2 separate regions of the Mus musculus genome follow, and region 1 is linked to region 2. Evidence: chromatin loops called from intact Hi-C (ENCODE). Cell type or tissue: heart. All regions are shown on one strand. Links, peaks and the distances in the headings refer to the core of each region. The heading gives the core; the rest is flanking DNA.

Region 1 (10,519 bases), core at 1,595-9,594, 150 kb after region 2:
TCTTCACCCCAGACAGTGGGGGACACAGGACACAGTGTGACATCCAGCCCAGGGTAGGCAAGAGCTGACGAGCCCTTAGATTCAGAGCAGGAGGGGTCTGCTAGCCGCCAGGCTGCCGATGGCTGCTAGCGCTCTGAGCTGGACACCAGTGGTCTACCGGAGACTAACCACTGGGTGCTTGACCAGGGCATCATGCCTACCAGTTACCTCACTGTGTGTGTGTGTGTGTCTGTCGCTGTCCCTGGCCAATGTCACCCCTTGCTCATACCTGGTCAGTGTGTCCTCTGCTGCCATACCGTCTCCCGCCCTGTTCTACTACAGTGTTACACTTCTGTACATACTGACCCCCGACCCCCCACGCAGACCCCCGAGTGGACACCCTGCCTGGCTTCTGATTCTTGTTCATATCTTTAATAAAGCGAGCCACTCCATCGATCTGTAGCTTCATCTTTATCACTGGCTCTGGGGGGGGGGGGTCGTTCCAAGACCTTCTTCTACAGCTCTGTTCAACCCCAGAAGGTGTTTCTGAGCTCCCCACTGACTCGACAGCGTGTCACATCCCCACATGCTGGAGCCGAGGTTGACTGAGGTTCAGCCAAGCTGTACCTGGCCATCAGCCACTGGTCATTTGTGGTGGAGGTGTCATGGTGGAGGTGGGGACCAGGAGTCCAAGCTGCACTGGTCAGGGCAAGTTGGACCCCGTGACCGCCAGGAATGTGGAGTGTCAGGAATGATGTAGCCACAAGCTAAGGCCACTTCTGACAAAACAGTTCCAGCCAGCTTGGGACCCAAGGAGGCAGGTGTGGTAGCTAGCGCCTGAGCTGCCAAGGGGTGGCAGGGGGCTTGGGTACCCAGTGATCTAGCCTGGCTTAAGGGAGAACTGTGTTCAGGCATCAAACATCTTTAATCTTCCAGAACTAAAGTCCAGCCACCCCAAGAGTGGTGGGTCTTCTGCAAGAAGGCAAACTAAACCCCAGATCCAGAAGGGGCAACATTCACCACACACAGGGACCTGGCCTTTGAGTTCCTCTTGGACCCCTGGGCTCCCCAGAATGGAAACTCCCTTGATGAGTCTCCCCGGCCCCAGGGAGAACTGAGAAGGCAGTGTAGCCCTAGAGGGCCTGAGCCAGGCTCTATGAAGCGTGCAGCTAGCCCATTCTCTCAACCAAGATGCCAGTGGCTGGCCTGCTGTGGATGCTGGGGATGAAGACCTTCACTGCCCAGGGTGACATGGGACAGAAGAGCACACCGGTCACTATGGGGCAGACTGGCTTTGAGCCCCGACCTGCAATCAAGTCCTTGATGCAATTTAGGCCAGTGTCCCCATAATGAGGAGGTGGCCATGTCCCTAAGTCCCATCATGAATTAGAGGCCATTAAGGATGGAAGAGGGAACAAAGCTGCTAGCTGGCAAGGTGGGCCACTGGGTCTCCCCGGGCCAGGGTTGGGACAGCAAATGTTGACCCAGAGCCTCTGGTTGCTAGGTGCCCAGGCCTGGACCAAGGACATCAGGTGTAACTTCGGCTCTAGGAGGTGGCTGAAGTCACCTGGCTGATATCCTGTTCCAGCCGCTGACCAGCTTGCCGAAGGCCATCGAACTTCTGTCTCAGAGCTTCCCCCGCCTGCCGCAGCCTCTCATTCATAGCCACGTAGGCCCGGCTCTGTTGGTAGATCTGCTCCTGCTGGATCTCAGAGTCCTCAGCCCTTGGGGATGGGTCTGGGGGGTCTGAAGAGAAGAAACAGTGTCACCATCCCCAGGCCTGACATCCACCAACCCAGAGGCAAGAGGATCAGTGGTTCAAGGTCATCCTTGGCTACATGGTGAGTTCGAGGCCAGCCTGGGCTATATAGGCCTATTAGGCACTAGAAAACAAGACTCAGTTTCAGGTTTTGGTGTCATGGAGAGGACAGGACACCTCCAGCCACCCTGGCCTGCCGTTCTACCCAGGACTGCCTGGATTCCTGGATCCTAGGCCAGGAGTCGCAGATATGGCCCCTGCAAGTACTCTGGCCCCCCATTAATTTGTAGGAGCAGCTGGCCACGCCCCTCTGAGACAAGGTCTTGAACTCACAGCAATCCTCTTGCCCTAGACCCGGGTTGGCAGCACTTTCAACTTTTTTTTGTTTTTGTTTTTCGAGACAAGGTTTCTCTGTGTAGCCCTGGCTGTCCTGGAACTCAGTCTGTAGACCAGGCTGGCCTCGAACTCAAAAATCCGCCTGCCTCTGCCTCCCAAGAGTTCGGAGCACTTTCAATTTTATTTCTGATGATCTTTCTTTGCAGGGGAAGAGAAGGGCAGGGACAAAAAAGATTCGTCCCTGCAGTCGGTTTGCTCCCCACTCGGGAGTCTCACGTTCTCCTACCTTCCGGGGCCAGGGCAGTGAAAACAGGATCTTGAGCGGGTGCCCCTCGCACGTCCTCCAGGATCTGCTCCACCGTGGGAGGCGCGGGGCGAGTGGGCAGTACCACGCGTTTCTTCGCCTTGGAGTTCATCTTGTAGGTGGAGCGCGCGCTAACTGGGGGTCCACTTTCGGCTCGGCCCGCCCACCTCGCGAACTCCTACGCACCCCTTACAGACCTGCGCCGAGGTCCCTACCCCGTCTCGCTTTCCCTCCTCCCGGAACCTCGGAGTTTGGCTCGATCTCCGCGCCAGTTTGCTCTTGGAACACCCCGCTGCCTATCTTCGTTCCAAGAACCTAGGCGGCCGCCACCGCTTCCGCTTCCTGCTTGAACGCCACTACGTTCCGGCACTTCCGGTCCACTCCAGCGCCACGCCTCGCGAAACCCCTCCCCCGTCTTAAAGAGCCCTAAGCCTAGATGCTCCTAGTTGCTATCCAGTAAGATCAGAAGGAACTCTGCCCTCCTTCACCGCGTGTGGTGGGAGGAAAGGGGTGAACGTGATTTCGAGAGTAATCAGTGTACAACCATTGCCAGGTACACAGTGGGCGCTCAATAAATGCTGGATGGAACCTAGCCACAGGCTTTGCTTCCTTGTGGTAGACCTTTAACTCAGTACTTTAATCTCAGTACTGTGAGGCAGAGGCAGGCAGACCTCTGTGAGTTCAAGATCATCTTGGTCAATATGGGGAATCCCAGAACAGCCAGGACTACACAGTGAGACCCTGTCTCAAAAGAGCAGTGGGAAAGCCGGGCAGTGGTGGCGCACGCCTTTAATCCCAGCACTCGGGAGGCAGAGGCAGGTAGATTTTTGAGGCCAGCCTGGTCTACAAAGTGAGTTCCAGGACAGCCAGGGCTAAACAGAGAAATCCTGTCTCGAAAAACCAAAAAAAAAAAAAAAAAAAAAAAAAAACCAGTGGGGGATGGGGGAGCGAGCTAGCTTCCTGTTCATGGCTGTATGGTAATTCAGCACTTGGCAGATCTGGGCTCAGAGCAGTCTTCCTCTGTGGGTCCTTATTCCTCCAGGGGCCCACCCTACCCTCAAGGACACCATAAACTCGACATCTTCTGTTTAACTTTTATTTGGCAACTATGAGGTTAGACATGGGGCTATGGATGGCTTGGAGACAGGGAAGGGGCAGATGATTGGTGGCTGTGGTCTGACCTCTTGCCCACTGTACCTGCTCCAAAATGAGTAAGGACACATCTCTTCCACTGGGAGCAGCTGAGGCTGAGCGGTGGGCTGTCACCTGACCCATGCAGCTGCTCTGCCCTGGCCTTCTGGGGCAGGCTTCTCTTCCAGCCTGAGAGCAGGACCTTGGGGTACCGGCCTTCTGTCCTGACAGCCAGGCATCTCTGGCTCTCCAGCCTCCAGGGATCTGTGCATGCATGGTTTTGGGCACTGGGGTATCTAGCCTGGGGCAGGTGGGCCTTCCTCAAGCCGAGGGGCCTCCCAAAGGCCCTGGCCAGCAGAGCCAGCACCATGGCCCAAGACTGGTAGCTGGGGGGCCACCAGAGGTGGCAAGCCTTGGAGGGGCTCTGGAGCTCTCCCAACACAAGGGACAGGGGACAGGCAGTGTAGTCGCTGCTCAGGCTGCTGCAGCAGGTGTAACAGGAGGGTGACAGCTGGCCTGTCCTTCGGTCACTGGCTGCTGTGGGTGGCTGTAGAGCCACCACCACTGCTGGCTGGAGATGAGGCAGAGTCCTGCCAGGATGGAGAGGGGACTGTGACTTTCTGCATAGGGACAACATGGAAACAGAAGGAGTGAGGCTGCAGCTGGTGGGTGCAGCCGGTGCCCACCTGCCCATTCCGGGCCGCTGCGCCTCCTCACCCAACAAGTGACCATGCGCTGCGGCCACTCACCCTGGCACAGCCCCTCTGTGTCCCTCTGCACACATGCGCGCGCGCGGCTGGTCACCTGGGGGGCCTGGGGCCGTGCTGTCATGTCCTCGGCCGTCCCATACAGCAGCAGGGTGTAGTAGTACAGAGTTCCTGGGCGGGGGTCGCAGTGGGCACCAAGGGGGACACCTGTCATTGGCCTGCCGGGCTCTGTAGCCAGCCTCACTGTCTCCCAAGCAGGGCCCCGTAGCAACTGTACCTACTATGTGCTAGTGGCCACACCACCTCACATCTCCCAGGTAGGTGGCACCTGGTTTGCACTGGTCAGACCATCCCCACAGTTGCTACACATCTACTGTGTGCCAGTGGCCAGACCCACTTCTCTTAGGTGACTGCACCTACTGTGTGCCACTGTGCTCAGAGTGCCCCGCTCCTTTAAGTTACCTTAAACCTAATTTACAAACCCTCACTTTCCCCACAGGTCAGATTCTCCTCACTCCCTCACACTCCCCCCATAGCTGTACACCTACTATTGCCCGTCTACTGTGTACTAGAAAGGCATGGTTTCTCCAAGAAAACCCCTAGGATCCTCTATGGCTGAGGGTCAACCAAGGCAGGGTCCCCAGCTCCAAAGCTCGCAGCCCACAGCCACAGCCAATTCTCTCACCTGTGTTAAAATAGTAGCCCTTATTCTCCAGGCCCAGGGTCCACAGGCCCTGCGGGTCCTCATCCCAGTAGTGAGTGGACATGAAGATCCAGTTGTTGTAGCCTTGGCCGCTGATATCCAACGGTCTGTGGCCAGTGGGTGGCACAGGAGAGACAGGGCTCGTGGCGTCTCACACAAGTCTTCTGAGTCCCACCCAGATAGGGTCCCATCTGGGAAGGCTAGGGAGGGCACCGCTGGCTCTCAGGACCCTTTGAGATGTCTCACACCTGATGGCCACGAGCGTGGAGCGCGTGCCCATGGGGCTGGTGAGGAAGATCTCCAGGTCCCCGCGGCGGCTGTAGGAGAGCGAAAGCTGGACCTGCACGTGCTCGAGCGAGCGGATGAGGCGGCGGCGCGAGCCATCTGAGCACGCGGTCACGTTCTTCGGCACCAGCATCCGAGGCAGGATGGGGCTGGTGGGGTGAGGGCGGTCCTGTGGGTCTGCTGCGGGCCAGGTAGAGCCCAGAGGCGGGTTTGGGGGGGGGCGGGCAGTGTCTAAGGGCCTGAGGGCACTCTTTCCTCGGATGGGTAAACTGAGGTTTCGGGGCATTCTGCCTACCTTGGACTAGGATGGGGAGGTAGTGGAGAAGGGGGAGCTACAACAAAGCGCAAGGTGGAGACCTGGACAGAATCGCCCGCGTAGGCGTGGAGTCTGGACCGCGGGGCCTCCCTCCAGTGGAAGGGGCGGGGCCTCCCTCCAGTGGGCGGGGGCTCTCTCACGTGGGGGTGTGCACCACCCGAATGGCACATTTCTTCTGAGGCTTAGTGGGCAGCCACACGCGAGCCAGGTCCACCAGCAACCCCGCGTCCAGCAGCCCATAGCCATAATGGTGGCTCACTGCGCGGGAGGGGTAGCGGTCACTGGCCCTGAGTGCACCACACCCGCTTCCCCTGCCTGGCCCCACCGCACCTTGGCGCCCCACGCCGTTGATCCTCCAGTCCTCCGCCTGCAGCTGCGCCGGCCTGGACGCGCGGACCACCAGGTGCTGTAGGTCCCTCCAGGTCAGGAGCGGGCTGGGGGGGGCGAGGGCGGGTGAGCGGGGAGCCGCCCCTGGGGGCGGGGCGGTGGGCGGAGCCCCACTGTCACCTACTTGGCCTCCAGGGCCAGGGCGATCATGCCAGCAGCCAGCGGGGCAGATGCCGAGGTGCCCGTGTGCTTGTCGGTGCACTGGTGGTGCAGGTCCGTGGTGACCTGGGACAGACAGCAGAGGGACCTTGAGCTCAGTGCGCAGCCCAGATGGAGAAATTGTATAGAAGGTACTAGGGACTAAGTTTTCAGAGTGAACATCAGACTAAGTGAACATTCAGAAAAGCTGAAGAAACACATGGAGGACTGAGTCCAAAAGGTACTGAAAGGGCCTGGTGATACAGGCATTTAATTCCAGGACTCACTGGGGCAGAGGTTGGAGAAGCTGTGACCTCTAGCCTAGATTGGTCTACACTGTGAGTGTCTGGCTCAAATAAAGAATACTAATGACCGGGGCTGGTGAGATGGCTCAGTGGGTAAGAGCACCCGACTGCTCTTCCGAAGGTCCAGAGTTCAAATCCCAGCAACCACATGGTGGCTCACAACCATCTGTAATGAGATCTGACTCCCTCTTCTGGAATGTCTGAAGACAGCTACAGTGTACTTACATATAATAAATAAATAAATCTTTAAAAAAAAAAAAAAAGAATACTAATGACCAAGTTTAGCAAGTACTGAGGACTAAGTTCATCAGTTACTAAGGGTCTGCTAAGGACTAAGCTCCAAAACCACTGAGCACTGAGTTCAAAATGTTACATAGCCCTACATCTAAAACGTGCCAAGCCTCAAAGGTTGGTGAAGTAGGGACGGGGGGGGGGGGTGGGGGGGGCAGAGGCCACACAGTCAATGGCCCAATGATGGGGAACCTCAGAGTCAGCCCGTACAAAGGGAATGTTCTTCAGAGAGCCTCCATGTGGCAGGGGCACAAATAGACCAGGCACTGGCACAGATCTTGCCCGAGGGGGGTGGCCGGGCAGAAGGGGCAGGGCCTGTGTGGCCAGGTCTTGTGGAGTGGGACTTGCTTGGGGACTGGGATCTGGAGGGATGTGGCCACTGCCTGGGGGTGAAGCCTGGGGTGGTGGGGTCTAGGTGAAGACCCCCTGCAGGCGGGGCCTGTGGTGTGGGCTTGGCTGTATGCTCACGATCTGTGGGTCGGTGACCACACCGCTGCTGAAGGTGGTGGTAAACGTGGAGGCACAGGCCTCGCTGTACCAGGGCACTCGACCCTGCCGCGTGGTGCTGCCCACTGACAGTGTGTGGATGCTGTTGGTGTAGCCGTCACAATTGCAGTTGTCGTAATGGAGGCCACCGTTTCCCGAGGCCCAGATGAACAGTGTACCCAGCCCTTGGCGGCCCTGGGTGGAGTGTGACCCGAGAGAACAGAGTCAGTCCTCCAACCCCAGGGGACCCTCCCCCTCCGCCCAGGGTGTGGTTCCTGGTCACCTTGGTTACACCACGCCTGAAGGCCTCCTGTGTGAGGAGGCCAGGTCCGTCCACCGTGCGACCATCATCCTCCGGGCCCCAGCTGGCGCTATAGATGTGTATGTGTTGCGGCTGCAGGCTGAGGGACTGAGCCTCCACGATGTCAGTGATGGCTCCATCCAACATGCGCACGCCTGCGCGGGTGGGCGTGGGCCTTGCGCCAGCACCAACTCTGGTTGCCCTACCAGATCACCTCCTTGCCACCCTCAGTCTAGGGCCTGGCACTGCTCAGCCATCAGGGATGGGAACGGAGGTCCCTGCACTAGCCAAGCTTAACCTGACACCCCACCCCCAGCCTTCACCCCTGGTACCTCCAATTCTAGCATTGAAGGCCACACCGGCACCACAGAAACCGTTGTTAGCTGTGGCAGACACCTCCCCAGCACAGCGCGTTCCATGTCTGATTCCAGAGCAAGGAGGAGAACAGACATTTGTCCCATCCCACCTTGGCATTCATTTTTGCAGGCCCCAGGAACACCCGGAACACAGCATCTAGCTCACCGGTTCTCATCGTTGGGTGTGTAGCGAGGCTGGGGGTCTGGGTCATAGTCGTTGAAGTCATAGCTGGCCAGAGGGTCCTGCAGGGCAGGTAGGGGAAGAAAGATGATAGTGAGGTGAGGTGAGGCCATCTGTCCATCGGGGGACCTGCCCTGCTGCTCTGATCCCTAGACAACTCACATAATTAGCCCAGAGGTCCGGGTGGTCTTTCTCAATGCCATCGTCCAAGATGGAAATCACCACTCCCCGGCCGGTCAGTCCCTGGTTCCAAGCCTTTAGGATGTTGAGATCTTGTTGTATCTCCTTGTTCTAGGAGAGGCAGGGAGGGACCTGGGGTCAGAGGGGCTCAGGATGGTCCCCTTGTCCACTCCACCCAGCCCAAGTGCTCACCATGTACCACTGCTTGGAAAACCAGGGGTCTGTGGGCACCACCAGGGAGCGTTTCACCCGGCGCCTCAAAGTCTGCTGCTCAAACCAGCGCACCTGCAGGGTGCACAGGGGCTGAACCAGCTACCGCAGGGGTGTGGCCCCGCAGCCAGGAGGGCTGAAGACCTGCTTGGACACACTGCTAAACTAACAGGCATGTCGGTGGGAGCTGCTCTTTGGGTCCCCCATGATCCTCAAAGCTGTGGGGTTTTTGTTTGTTTGTTTGCTTTTTGTTTTGTTTTGTTTTGTTTTGTTTTGTTTTTTCGAGACAAGGCTTCTCTGTATAGCCCTGGCTGTCCTGGAACTCACTTTGTAGACCAGGCTGGCCTCGAACTCAGAAATCTGCCTGCCTCTACCTCCCAAGTGCTGGGATTAAAGGCGTGTGCCACCACGGCTTAAAGCTGTGTTTTCAGACACAGCCTGATGATTCATGATTGGAGCTGCTGGGAGCGAATGCAGCTCTCCTGCCCCACGCATTTCTCCTCCCGGTTCCTAGGTCCTTCTCACCAAGTCCTGCTGGCACCAAGTCCTGCTGGCTCCCTCCTGCAGTGTGATTATTATTATTTTTTTTCTTTTCTTTTGAGACAAGGTCTCACTGTGTAGTTCTTGCTGGCCTGGGGCTCACTATGGAGATGAAGCTGGCCTTGAACTCAGAGATTCACCTGCCTCTTCCCCTGGAGTGCTGGGGTCCAAAGTGGTACAGCACTTCAAAAAAGCCACCGCTTCTGAAACTCTAGGTCAGGACACCCCTGGCTCATGTCACACTACTTCCACGACCTCCTGTAGCTACTCTGTCTCTCTGTCTGTCCCCCTCCTGTGTCCTTAATACATGCACCATGGCATATATGTGGAGGTCAACTCATGGGCCTACAGAGATGCTTCAGGGCTTAAGAGCACTGACTGCTCTCACAGCGGACCCAGGTTCAGTTCCCTGTATCCACATGGTGGCTTGCTGCAGGCACCTGGAACAAGTTCCAACTAGATCCCATGCCCACTTCTGGGCTCCCTGGGCACCTGCATATATGTGGTACAGACAAGCAGGCAGAGCGCTGATCCACATTAGTAAAAACAAATATAAGGAAGAAAATTCTAAATCTTTTAAAAAGTAACAGTGGAACCCGGCATGGTGGCGCACGCCTTTAATCCCAGCACTCGGGAGGCAGAGGCAGGCAGATTTCTGAGTTCGAGGCCAGACTGGTCTACAGAGTGAGTTCCAGGACAGCCAGGGCTATACAGAGAAACCCTGTTTCAAAGGAGGTGGCAGTGACTTCTTTAATCCCAGCACTCAGGAGGCAGAGGCAGGCTGCTCTGAGTTCCCAGGACAGCCAGGGCTACACAGCAAAACCTTAGCTCGAAAATTAAACAACAACAAAGTAACTGTGGGAGTCAGTGTTCTCCTTCTACTTGGATCTGGGGATTGAGCTCAGCTAGGTTGGGCAGCTAGCACCTTTGCCCTCTGAGCCATCTCATTGTCTATTTCTCTGTTTTCAGAGATGAGGTCTCATGTAGTCCAGGCTAGCCTCAAACTCTATGTAACTGAGGATAACTTTGAATTCCTGATCCTCCTGCCTCCACTTCTCCATGTGCATGACTGGAGTGTGCTACCATGCCTGGGTGGTGCTGGGATGGAACACAGAACTTCCGTCCCACCATCCACTCTACCCACTGAACCTTTTAGCTCCTATCCCCTCCGTTTTCGTCCAACATCACCACACCTACTGCCCAGCTGGCCTACAGCAGTCAGCCTGCTCCTCTCAAAGCTACAACTAGGAAGGCAGGAAAAAGTCTTGTCTTCTACCCCAGGGCCTTTCCATGTGCTGTTTATCAGCCCAAAGCATCTCCTGTGCCCTTCTCCTTACACCCCATCTTAGTCTCTCTCAGGAGCCATGTTCTTCTGGGTGACCATCTCTGTCCATCTATCCACTTCTATTTATCTTCATTCTCTTCCTTCAGAGGCTTGGCTTCTAAAGACACTGAGTCCCTGTGGTGGTTTGAATGAGAATGGCCCCTACCTTTTATACTTGGCTGGGTTCCCAGTAGGTGAACCTGTTTAAGAAGGTCTATCGCTATCACTGGGAGGTGGGTGGTGGGCTTGGAGGTTTCAGAAGCCCATGTCCTTTCCAGCTAGCTCTCCCTTCCCCTTGTG
Region 2 (10,519 bases), core at 1,493-9,492:
ATGGGGGAGCTTCGCTGATCGTTGTGTAGTGAGCACCTTGTTCCCACTTTTGTAGTCCTTTCCGTTCTGACCCGTCAGCAGCCTGCTTCTGACCCAAGATGGCCTCGTGACTAGACCTGTTTTTAAGGAAGCGCTGTCTGTTTTTAAGTATTCTTAAAAACGTTTTGGAAAGCACTTCAGATTTTACTGTTTACCATGAGCCATGGGTTTTTGTTTTTTCTAAATTGTCGGGTTGTGTGGGTTTTGGTTACTCGTTTTTGTTTTTTCAGGTTTTTTGGTTGTGGCTTTTCTTTTTTTTTCTTTTTTTGTGTGGTCGCCCCTGAAGTCTGGCGCCCCACCCCTCCTGAGATGGAATGGACTCGATTTGAGCAAGCCATGGCCCTCCAGCTCCCCAGCCCGGCTGCGGAGTTGCAGCAGGTCCTGCCCATCGGGCACATGTCTCAAGCCCATGGGGAGCATAGCAGTCCGGGAGGCTGTGGAAATGTTTATTTATATTGTCCTTTTTTACCGAAGACATGCATACTCCATCGATGTTGTATTCACAGTGGCTGAGGAATTCTTGTACGCAGTTTCTTTGGCTTCACGAAGCCGATTAAAAGACCGTGTGAAATGAATCTCGCTCTGACCATTTCCCTTTCATTGCCGACACTGAGCTGCGGCTCCGTGGCCAGCAGAGCAGCTAGGAAGGCAGGGCAGTGCGGGAGGCAACAAGCAGCCAAGTGGGGACGGGAGTGGGCAGTGCTGAGGGGCTGCAGGGCGGCAGAGGCCTCGCCCAGTACAGGGCCGGGTGCAGGCAGGGCCAGCGAGGCTGCCTAGCGGCTGCGCCCCGCCAGTTCCAGGCATTCTCTGCTAGCCTCCGAAGCCGCAGCCCTCGGGGGACAGACGCGAGCCACAGACCCTCCGAGACTCGCCCGCTGCTCCCCCGCTAGCTCTGCAGCTGGCCTGTGCCTCGAGGTAACACTTTCGCTCGCGCTCGTGTCGCATCCCTCCGGTTTATAGCTCACTTGGACAGAAACTTAGACTTGGGGTTGACATTTGCTTCCTGGAAGTCTGAGTCAAACTGGTGGTACCTCCCGCCAGTATAACGCGGCCGGCCAGAGCTACCGGGCGCCCTGCCTTTCTGGGCATGTTTTTGGTCCTTGCTTGACAGGCTTTAGACCTGCGCTGCTGCCTTTAGTTTTTGCCCAGAGTCCGTGAAGCTGTTGAGCAGGACAGAGCCCGGCTCTGCTCGAGGCGGGCTGCAAAAGGGCGCTGACGCCCTGGGCATGGCCACCTTGGGACGAACCACTTGGGCGCCGTGAGGGTGGGAGGTGGGAGGGCAGGCGCTGCAGGCCCACAGGGATGCCAAGAGTCACGCGCCTTTGTTTGGCAGGATGAAGGGGAGCCAACCTGAGCCATGGGAGGATGGCTGACTCTGGGTCCTAGAGGGTTCCACAGGATCTGGAGCCATAGACTGCACACAGTTTGCCCGGTGAGTGCCCGAGGTCAAGGCCTGGGGTCCTTGGACACTCCGGGTGCTCAGAGGGTTGAGGGATCCCCCACCCCTAGAAGCTGGACTGGACTTTCCCTGATTGATCTCTTCTCTTCTTTTCCAGGCAATTCCTGAGCTAGCACCTGGCTCGTGGGCGATGCAGGCTTCTGTGGAAAAGATAAAGAAGCTGGGCTGGCGTGGTCGCTGGGACAGAATGTTGTGGGGGCGGGGGGGGGGGGGTTGGGTTGCCTGAATAAAGGGCTGTGACCCAGAACCCCCGACTCTGTGGCTTGGGTCTGAGACGTGGCAGGGATAGGGGTGACTAGGGCGCAGCGGGTAAGAGTCTTAGTGTCCACCCATCTCCATAATAAGGCGCTAAGATGAACAACCCTAGGATTGCGCAGGGCATTGTGGGCGGGGCGGGGCTGTGTGCACTTCCGCCTCAGCTCCGGCATGGCACTACGCATGCTGCTGCTGCTGCTGCTCCTCTGGTGTAGCAACCCTGGTTCCGCTGAAAACTCCAGCCTGCCGGGCCCACCTTATAACCACACAAACGGGAGGCTCCCGGACAGGGACACGGGCTCCGCGGTGCTCCGCTTGTTCTACGTAATCACTGGGCTCTGCGGCCTGATCTCGCTTTACTTCCTCATCCGGGCTTTTAGGTGCGTTAGCGCGGCCAATCAGCATCTAGTGAGTCAGGGGGAGGAGGAAATGGGCGGGAGGGCACGTGATTCAGGCTGCCGACTGGGTTTTTTTGTTTGTTTGTTTTTTTTTTTTTTTTTGGTTTTTCGAGACAGGGTTTCTCTGTATAGCCCTGGCTGTCCTGGAACTCACTCTGTAGAGTAGACCAGGCTGGCCTCGAACTCAGAAATCCGCCTGCCTCTGCCTCCCAAGTGCTAGGATTAAAGGCGTGCGCTACCACCGCCCGGCCGACTGGTTCTTATTCTTGTCTCTTTAATTGTGATTTTAAGGCTGACGAGGTGGGCAGCGACCGCAGTATGGCCATCCTCCTAACTCAGCCTCTCTGGTGGTGTGGTGACAGGGGTGGGAAAAAACGTGCTGTACTGCAAAAACTGCAGAAATTCTTTCCTTGGCTGAGGCTCATAAAAGTTTTGCCTAACACCTGCAAAATGCTGTGTGCTGATACATGTCTGTCATCTCAACACTTGGAACTGGAGGCAGGATGATCAGAAGTTAAGGGTCAGCCTGTGTTGCAATACACTGAATCAAAGAAAAAAGAAACCAGCCTTTCATCTTCCATTTTTTTCTTAGCTGCTATGACAGTGCCTTGTGCTTTAATTAGGAAGCTGTGGCTGGCAATCCAACCCAATAGTATCCATGCCTCTACCTCCGTGGTTTTCACTATGCCAAGAGTTGCTCTTATAGTTTGGGTTTTGTTTTTTTGTTTTTGTTTTTTGGTTTTTTTTTCGAGACAGGGTTTCTCTGTATAGCCCTGGCTGTCCTGGAACTCACTTTGTAGACCAGGCTGGCCTTGAACTCAGAAATCCGCCTGCCTCTGCCTCCCGAGTGCTGGGATTAAAGGCGTGCGCCTCCACGCCTGGAGCACTTGTAGTTCTTATGACAAAGGATTCACATCTGGCAAGTGCTTTGGGGGTGGAGGGAAGCATTGCGTGGGTACCCTGGACTTGGTGTCACCCGTGCTGAAGTTGTTTCTGAGGGTGTTTCTGTCCTGCAGACTCAAGAAGTCACAGCGAAGGAGGTATGGGCTCCTGACCAACACGGAGGAGCATGAAGAGATGGCCTCTCAGGACAGCGAGGAAGAGACTGTCTTTGAAACCAGGAATCTGAGATGGTAGGAAGGACTTCATCACTGAGACAAACTAGCAAGGGACAATGTCTCTAAAAGGGCTCAGGGTCTATCTCAGAGCTAGAATCCCCCAGTGAGGGGCTGGGAGTGTGCCAAGAAGGTGGAGTGTCAATAGGGGTTTTGGAAGCTCTAATGGAAACAGATGTTGGAGGAAAGTGCCACACAGGGAATGTGGTACCACAGAGGGTAGAGCAGAACTGCAATGAGAACAAAGGTGGCTTCCTCAGGGTTCTGAGCAGAGTTGAGTGTCCTGTCCTGGTGATGGCTGCTATAGAGCCAAGACCACAATAGGCACTAGATCTGGCTTTCCAAGGGCCCTGGACACCAACTTTATCATCTTCTGTGGTCTCTTCTCCCTACCCTGGTGGACCTGCAAGGGACATCACCTTCTACAGGCTGGGCTGGGCTGGGTTGGAAGGAGGCCCAACCAGTCCCATCCTTCAATACCATATCTTGTCCTGTTCCTTCCCTTGCAGATGTTGAGATGGAGATGACAGGCTGCAAGGACAAGAGAAAACATGTAGTTCTGTGAGCTCTGATGTCAACCTTCCTGGACAGAGCCTGCACAGGCCCTAGGGGGCAGCATAGAGACCTCATTGAGACTAGCCCACAGACTGGAGGGCCCCAAGGCCAGGCTGATGTGGGCTGCTCCGTCAGCCTGCCTCCTGTAAGGGACAAGAGCATCCTCTGATAAGGTGTGATGGAGCAGGGGGCCTGAGGATCTCTGTGCGCCTTCCTGCTGCTTTGGCAACAATAAATGAAGAGTGGCTTTGTAGCTTATCTGAGACCTCCCCCTTGATGCCACACTCAGGTGTCCTGGTGAAGTGAATGAGGGTGTCATGCCTGGCTGCCCTGCCTAGGACAGGGCTCTCCTGTTCATGTCACTGTCCCTAGAGACTATTCTTTTTCTTTTTCTTTTTTTATAGTATAGAATAGAGTTTATTCGGGGCATGGGGAGGGGAGTTAAGAGGGTAGCAGAGGCAGAGAAAGGCAGAGAGAAGGAGAGAGTAGAGAAATGGGGCCTGGTCATGGCCATGTAGAGAGGGGGGGGAAGGGAATTAGGAGTAAGGGGGCAAGAGGCAAAAGAGAGGCAAGAGGGTAAGAGGGTAAGAGCGAGAGAGACTATTCCAAGGCTCCAGTTATGACACTCTGGCTCAGTGTATAGTCACTTACTGCAGTTTCTCAGGATCCTATGGGCTACAGCTCAGAATTAGCCAGTCACCTGCCTCTCTGGTGCTTAAATTTAGGGAAGAGGGATAGGGATGCTAAGTCACTTGCAGTTTGAGGTCTTAACCTCAGTTTTCCTCAGTGTTGAGTCCACACTGCTTGGTCATAACAACTAATTGCCACCAGGTGGCAGCCACATACCACCTAGCCTGCCTCCCAGCTCCCCCACCCCCGCCCCCGCCCCCAGTTACTCTGGGACCAGGTCTCCTCTATTGGTCCTCTTTCAGAACCCTCATAGTCGGAACTCCTTGTCCAGCTCCTGCCCTATAGGTGTCCAGACTTCTTCCACTTCCATACCCACTGATACTCCCACTGGTCTGAGCTGGGTCCCTGAGGCTGGCTGAGCCTACTTACTATGAGTGTTGGTGTCAGGCTGGGTGTGATGGAGAGCCAAGCCATAGCCCACCCTGTATGTCTCTATCTGCCCCCTTCAGTGGCTGGGTCTCTCCTCAGCCTGGGGTGCTCCCCGCAGGAAACCTCTGTTCTGCTTTCCCAACTTGTACCCAGGGGAATCCAGAGCTCCTGAGTCACAGGTCTGGGGTTCCTGTGCCCTGTTGGTCATTCCCCATCTTTGTGTTATGACTGCTGATATGGGCCTGGTTCTAGTCCCTGGAGCTGTGCCCCAGGCTCCTCAGCTCAGCCATTGCTGGAGCTTCAAAAGAGAGGGTGATTAGTCTAATGAGATCAGGAGAGACCCCAGCCCCCACCCCTGCTTCTGCTCCCAGGGAGGGTGGCCCCACCACCATCCGCAGTCACTGAACCCCAGCATTAGCAGGGGTAATTGGCAGTTCCATCAAGGTTAATGCACTATTAGCCAGTGCTCTTGCACAGCTGAAAGCTGGGAGAAGGGCCTGTCAGGCAAGATGGAAGGCCTTGGGCCCTGGCCAGCCTGTGAGTGCCCAAGGAGTGAGTGTGTGCCCCTGGGGTGAGGAGTGTGAGTGTGTGCACCTGGGGTGGCTCTCAGCACACACACAGCAGGGCCAGGGGCTTGAACTCAGAATGCTGTTGCCACCTGTACCCATCCTGAATCTGAGCCTTGGACTGGCAGAAAGGCTCAGCAGGTGAAGCCACATGCTGCCAAGCCGGAGTTTGATCCCTGGACCCACGTGGTTGAAGGAGAGAACAAACTCCTGTAAATTGCCTTCAGAGTGCCACACCACAATACAGGAAAAAAATAAACTGTCCCCCGAAGCATCATCCCCCCAATATGGGCAAACCAAGCCTCTTGGTGCTCCCCTCGCCCCCAAAGAGCTAGCTGTCAGCTGCTCCATTGGGGACATGGGGGCAAGTGCATGTCACAGACCAGTCACATCTTCTTTGGAAGTCAAGAGTTGACAGCTGCGACCCTACATGGATGGAGTTCCACAAAGGGAAGGCAGGCCAGGGTACTCTGAGTCCCTCTGTAGGGCTCAGGCTAGCCTCTCCCAACAGGGGCCTGGGTAGGCACAGCAGTCTGCTGGGACTTGGACAGTTCTAGTTGTGGGAAGATGGGTTTGGGATCAAAGCCTGACCTGTGCCTTGAGCTTGAGGGGAGGGGAAGATGATAGACAGGAGAGAATGAGAAGGGATGGGAGGGGGGATGAATGGTGGGAGGGTATAGAAAAGGGAGGAGGGAGTGCTTGCATTGAGAAGAGAAGAAGGCAAGAGGGAGGGAGGATTTCCTCTGAGGTTCTGTTTGCCAGTAATGCAAAGATTATTATTTCTTTGGGCTCCAGTGGGTGCCTATTGCTTGGGTTGGGCAAATATCTACCCTGTCCTTACTCTGCAGGTGGCAAGCTAGAAGGGGGGCACTTGTGGGATCCATAACCCACCCCCAACTCCCAACTGCCCAGCCCTGTCTCAGCTCAGGCGGGCAATTTGGTACAATTTATTCTGTAATGAGAAATTTCTCTCGGCATAATTTTAGCCTCCTGCCTGGCAATGTGGCCTTTGATGGCTGTAGAGTCACCAGACACTGAGATCAGGAGCCTGAGGCTTTGCCCTGTGTACCAGAGTGGCATGGGTGGGGCATGGGTGACCAACCAGGGTTGATGAGTGAAGCCTGGAGACAGGGTTGGCCCAGGGCCACTGAAGACCGTCAGTGTGGGTTTGAATCATAGGGTGAGCAATGGCCTGAGCACACAGCCCCAGCAGATGGTTGAAGGACCCAGATATCCCATAACAGATCTCACCTGATGGATCTGAAGCCACCTTTGACCCTGGTAACTCCTGACCTTCATTGATGCTTGTCTCCATGGTAGGCCCCTGACCTCTGACTATCTCCAAGGCAGGGTCTTATTTCCAGTGACCACTGGCCTCATGGTCTGAGGCAGGATGCCTGCGGAGGGCATGGGACTTCCTAGGCTCCCTGTCACTATGGTGGCCAGGCAGGGCTCCCTGGAACAAAAGGCCTTCTGAGGCCCTGCTCTCCCCTCATCTGTGTGTCCTCAGGAGCGACAGGCAGGCTTGGGAGGTAGAGTGGGGGACAGCCGCCTTTGTTCCTGTCCTCACTCTGGATCTGACCTTGAGACAACAGACAAGAACAGAAGGCAAAGCTTTCTGCTCAAATCCACTGGCGGCAGGCAGCTCTCAACTCGGTGGCCCCAGCATGCAAATGAGGCCTGGTGATGTGGCCTCCTTGCTAGGTGTCCTTGTGACTGGCCCTGGTGATTGAGAACCTAACAGATACAGTCTAGTAGATGAGACTACCCTCTTGGTTGCCCTCCCCATTGCAAAGGGGGTGCTCATGTCCCAGACAGGGCAGCTCCCCAACATTCACCTTTATGGGCAGAATGCTTAGACATGTGGCCCTGTGTCCTGTGGGTGCCACCAGGGCTTGACCTGGAAATCCCAGAATACCCTTGACAGCCAAGTTCAGGTCCCCAAGTAAAGCCGGGCCTACAAAGAGGAGAGACATATTTCAGTGGAGAGTGGGGACAGAGCACTTCCAGGTCTGGGTAAAGATTTCACATCTGTGCCCACCCAGTGTGTGTGTGTGTGTGTGTGTGTGTACACACAAGCACAAGTGAACACATGTTTATGTGTGTGGCATGTGGGGAACTTGTCACAGAAGGCCACATATCTAATTTCTACAGTGCCACCCTGGCCTTTTTGGTCCCAGGTAATAATAACACTGGCCAGCTTTAGCTTTTCCCAGTCCGCACACAGAAGGACATTTTAGAATCCAACTGCTCTGTGGTCCCCAACACCAAGCACAGGACCCAGCAAGTGAAAAACAAGCCAGCAAACCCATCTGGTTCACACAGCTCTGATCTAGGTGTTGTAGGGAAAGCCCTCCCTGAGCGAGCAAGCGAGCGAGTGTCCTTTCACCTGCCAGGAATTGGGGTGATTCCCAGAGTTCCTGAAGTGACTCCCAGAGGCCTCAAGGATGTACAGTCGAGGAGGATGGAAAGCTAGGAAAGGGTGACTTGGAACTTTAGTTCTTTTCTGCTGCGGTTTCATGTAGCCCAGGTTGGCCTAGAACCCTCTATGTAGCCGAGGATGACCTTGAATGTCTGATCCTTCTGCCTCAGCCTCCCGAATGCTGGGAGGGCAGGTGTGCACCACCACAACTGGCCTACGACTTCTTTGTTTTATCAGATCTGATCTGACACTGTAGCCTAGGATGGCCTGGAACTCGCGTCAATCCTCCTGCCTCAGCCTCCTAAGTACTGAGATGCCAGGCGCGGCGCAAACAAGCACTTCGCTACAACCTACCCAGGGTGGGGCCACAAAGCCCCCCCACCCCCGCACAAGCTCAGCGCTCTGGGGTCCCCTTCCCGATGCGGGAGGCTAGGGCGGGACCCTGGGGATCCGCGGCAGAGTCTGCGCGAGTCTGGCCGGGGCGGGGCCCGGGCAGAGGCTTGGAGGGTCCGGGGCGCGGCGGGAGGGGGCGCCCGCGACCCTCCAAGACGCTCCAGCGGGGACAAAGGCGAGGGGAGCCCCCGCGCCCGGGGAACCCGGGAGAGCGCCTTGCGCAGTGCACCGCTCGGGCCTCTGCCCCGCGCCGCCGTCGCCGCCGCCGCCGCCGCCGCCGCCGCCGCCTGGTTTCTCGGCGCCCGCGGTCTACGGCGGGGGCCGCGCGCAGAGGCGGGGCGGCAGATCTCCAAGCGCGCGCGGCGCTCCGCCCGCTCGGCGGCGGAGGCGGAGGCGGAGACGGCGGGGCCAGGCGGCGGCTGGAGAGCGAGGGAGCGAGCGCGGCGGCAGCACCGGGGCCATGGCGCCCGCGCAGCGCCCGCTGCTGCCGCTGCTGCTGCTGCTGCTGCCGCTGCGTGCGCGCAACGAGGACCCGGCCCGGGCCAACGCTGACCGATACGCAGTCTACTGGAACCGTAGCAACCCCAGGTGAGCTTGATTGGGGGAACCCCCGGGGACCCCAAGAGGCCCCAGCCCTGGGGATTGCAGCGCACGGACCTCCTCCTGAACTTCGGGGGTGCCTAGTATTCCCCCAAGAGCTCCTGGACTTTGGGGGAAGCCCTCTGCACCCTCAGACTCAGGAGTTCCTTCTCTGTACTTGCTTGGGGGACACCCTTGAACCCCTGGCCTCTTGGAGGAGGGAGCACCCTGGAGGGCTGAGGGTTTGGCAAATATCCCTGGGGACTTCCCTTCCACCCAAGGAATCCCCGGACTTGGCTCTTTTGAGAAGGTTCTGAGAGTCCTGTCTTTGGTTCTCCAGATGAACTTGGGGAAGTTACAAAATCCCCTTTCTACCCCTATGTTCACTCGTTCACTCCAAGGGGTGCTCCAATCCCCCAGACACTTTAGAGGAACAGAGGGGACCAGGCACCAAAGCGACGGAGGTCAGTTTGAGGGGTGCAGCCTAGGCTTATCGTTTTCCACCTTTGTAGCTGCGGGGGGAAACTGAGGTGCAGGAGCCAGGAGGGGCTGCCTCAAGGTCATGCCCAGAGAACTGGTGCTAGGGCTGGAGACCCTGGTGGTACCCAGCCTGCCACACCCAGCAAGGCACCGGGTCCTGCCTGTCTGTTTGGTGGCACCCCATGGGTCAGACCCTGCCAGGCACTGGGTACAGTCAGGGGACACAGCAGAAGCCACTGTTACAGGCTGAGTAAAAAGTTTACAGCCACTGACCACATTCTGGAAAGCATAGAACCTTCCGGGTCAGAAGGGTCTCAGAAGTGGGGGCATGCTGGAGGGTGTCTTGGGAGATAGGCTTTGGGGTTCCAAGGCTTGGGTGCAGTATAGATCGAGAGTCCCCATGTGTCCGAGGCTGGCCAGTGAGGAACTTAGTTGATGGATCAGCCAAGCTGCCCTCTTGATCCATCAACAGAAAGTTGCAAAAAAAAGGTGGTCTTTGAGGCAAGCTGTGGCACAAGGGCCAACAGTGTCTCTCGGTGGGAGTGGGAGCTCTCTGTCCCCTACCATCAAGGCAGAGCTGTGAGGTCAGCTCCTTTGGGCTGAGGGCAGGGACCCCAGGTCCTCTCAGCAACCTGGCAGGACCATCGCTCAGTGGGCCCCCTACCCCCACGGCCCGCCAGCTACACTGGTCACATGTGGGTTTGATTAACACTCAGTGGCCGTGCAGGGAGCAGGGTGAGACTTCCTTGGCCTAAGTTTTCTAGTTTTAGCTTGTGGAGTCTCTGTCCCCAGTATGGCCTGTCCTTTGTCTGGAAAAAGCACAGAGGATGGAGGGAGGGGGTATGGAGAAGAAGGAAAAGGGTCATGGCTGCCCCTAATGGCCTTACTTGCCGTGGAGACACGGTCATGGGGCTGCAGGCTGGAACCCTGACTCTGGAAGGATGGAGGTGTCCCCTGCCACCACCAGGGTCCAGCTCAGGCTTGCCACCTCCTGTTGCTGTGTATCAGGGCAGGCTGCCTGAGAGGACAGACAGCTAGGCAGGTAGCAGAGCCAACCCCTAAGGTTGTATGTGTGTGTGTGTGTGTGTGTGTGTGTGTGTGTGTGTGTGTGTGTGTATGTGTGTGTGTTTGGAGGGCTCCTAGGTCCTTGTCTCTTCCTTGGGTTTCTTTCTGTTGTTGACCCTGCTGAGCACCCGACA

What was found. Hi-C counts contacts between places; a loop is a spot of excess contacts. Peaks named below come from ENCODE experiments on the same cell type or tissue, not always from the same donor. Only the 100,000 strongest peaks of a DNase experiment are listed, where the experiment ranks them.
Region 1: it touches region 2 in a loop (2.3-fold over the local background); 1 of 42 quality-filtered maps calls a loop at or near these places.

What each region holds. Positions count from the first base shown.
Region 1 is chr10:80,317,823-80,328,341 of GRCm38, forward strand. It overlaps 2310011J03Rik (RIKEN cDNA 2310011J03 gene), which reads right to left and starts at 2,726. Exons shown (of 2, transcript NM_025521.3): 1 at 2,361-2,726; 2 at 433-1,725. The coding sequence starts at 2,490. The coding sequence ends at 1,526. It overlaps Pcsk4 (proprotein convertase subtilisin/kexin type 4), which reads right to left. Exons shown (of 15, transcript NM_008793.2): 3 at 8,338-8,430; 4 at 8,128-8,256; 5 at 7,951-8,027; 6 at 7,761-7,849; 7 at 7,411-7,583; 8 at 7,110-7,322; 9 at 6,032-6,132; 10 at 5,851-5,954; 11 at 5,661-5,778; 12 at 5,168-5,353; 13 at 4,902-5,026; 14 at 4,259-4,387; 15 at 3,461-4,129. The coding sequence ends at 3,984. It overlaps Apc2 (APC regulator of WNT signaling pathway 2), which reads left to right. Exons shown (of 15, transcript NM_001372241.1): 15 at 1-435. In heart, for the core only: CTCF peaks have their summits at 5,038 (motif pointing right) and 6,107; DNase peaks (open chromatin) are centred at 2,739, 5,209, 5,839, 5,979 and 3 weaker places; H3K4me3 peaks cover 4,187 bases; H3K27ac peaks cover 3,601 bases; H3K27me3 peaks cover 2,462 bases.
Region 2 is chr10:80,171,042-80,181,560 of GRCm38, forward strand. Fam174c (family with sequence similarity 174, member C) reads left to right here and starts at 1,903. Exons shown (of 3, transcript NM_027207.2): 1 at 1,903-2,133; 2 at 3,168-3,284; 3 at 3,776-4,078. The coding sequence starts at 1,925. The coding sequence ends at 3,776. Efna2 (ephrin A2) reads left to right here and starts at 8,441. Exons shown (of 4, transcript NM_007909.3): 1 at 8,441-8,849. The coding sequence starts at 8,722. Cirbp (cold inducible RNA binding protein) reads left to right here. Exons shown (of 7, transcript NM_007705.3): 7 at 1-614. In heart, for the core only: CTCF peaks have their summits at 3,879 and 4,639 (motif pointing right); DNase peaks (open chromatin) are centred at 2,130, 2,510, 3,850, 4,870 and 8 weaker places; H3K4me3 peaks cover 4,456 bases; H3K27ac peaks cover 4,159 bases; H3K27me3 peaks cover 242 bases.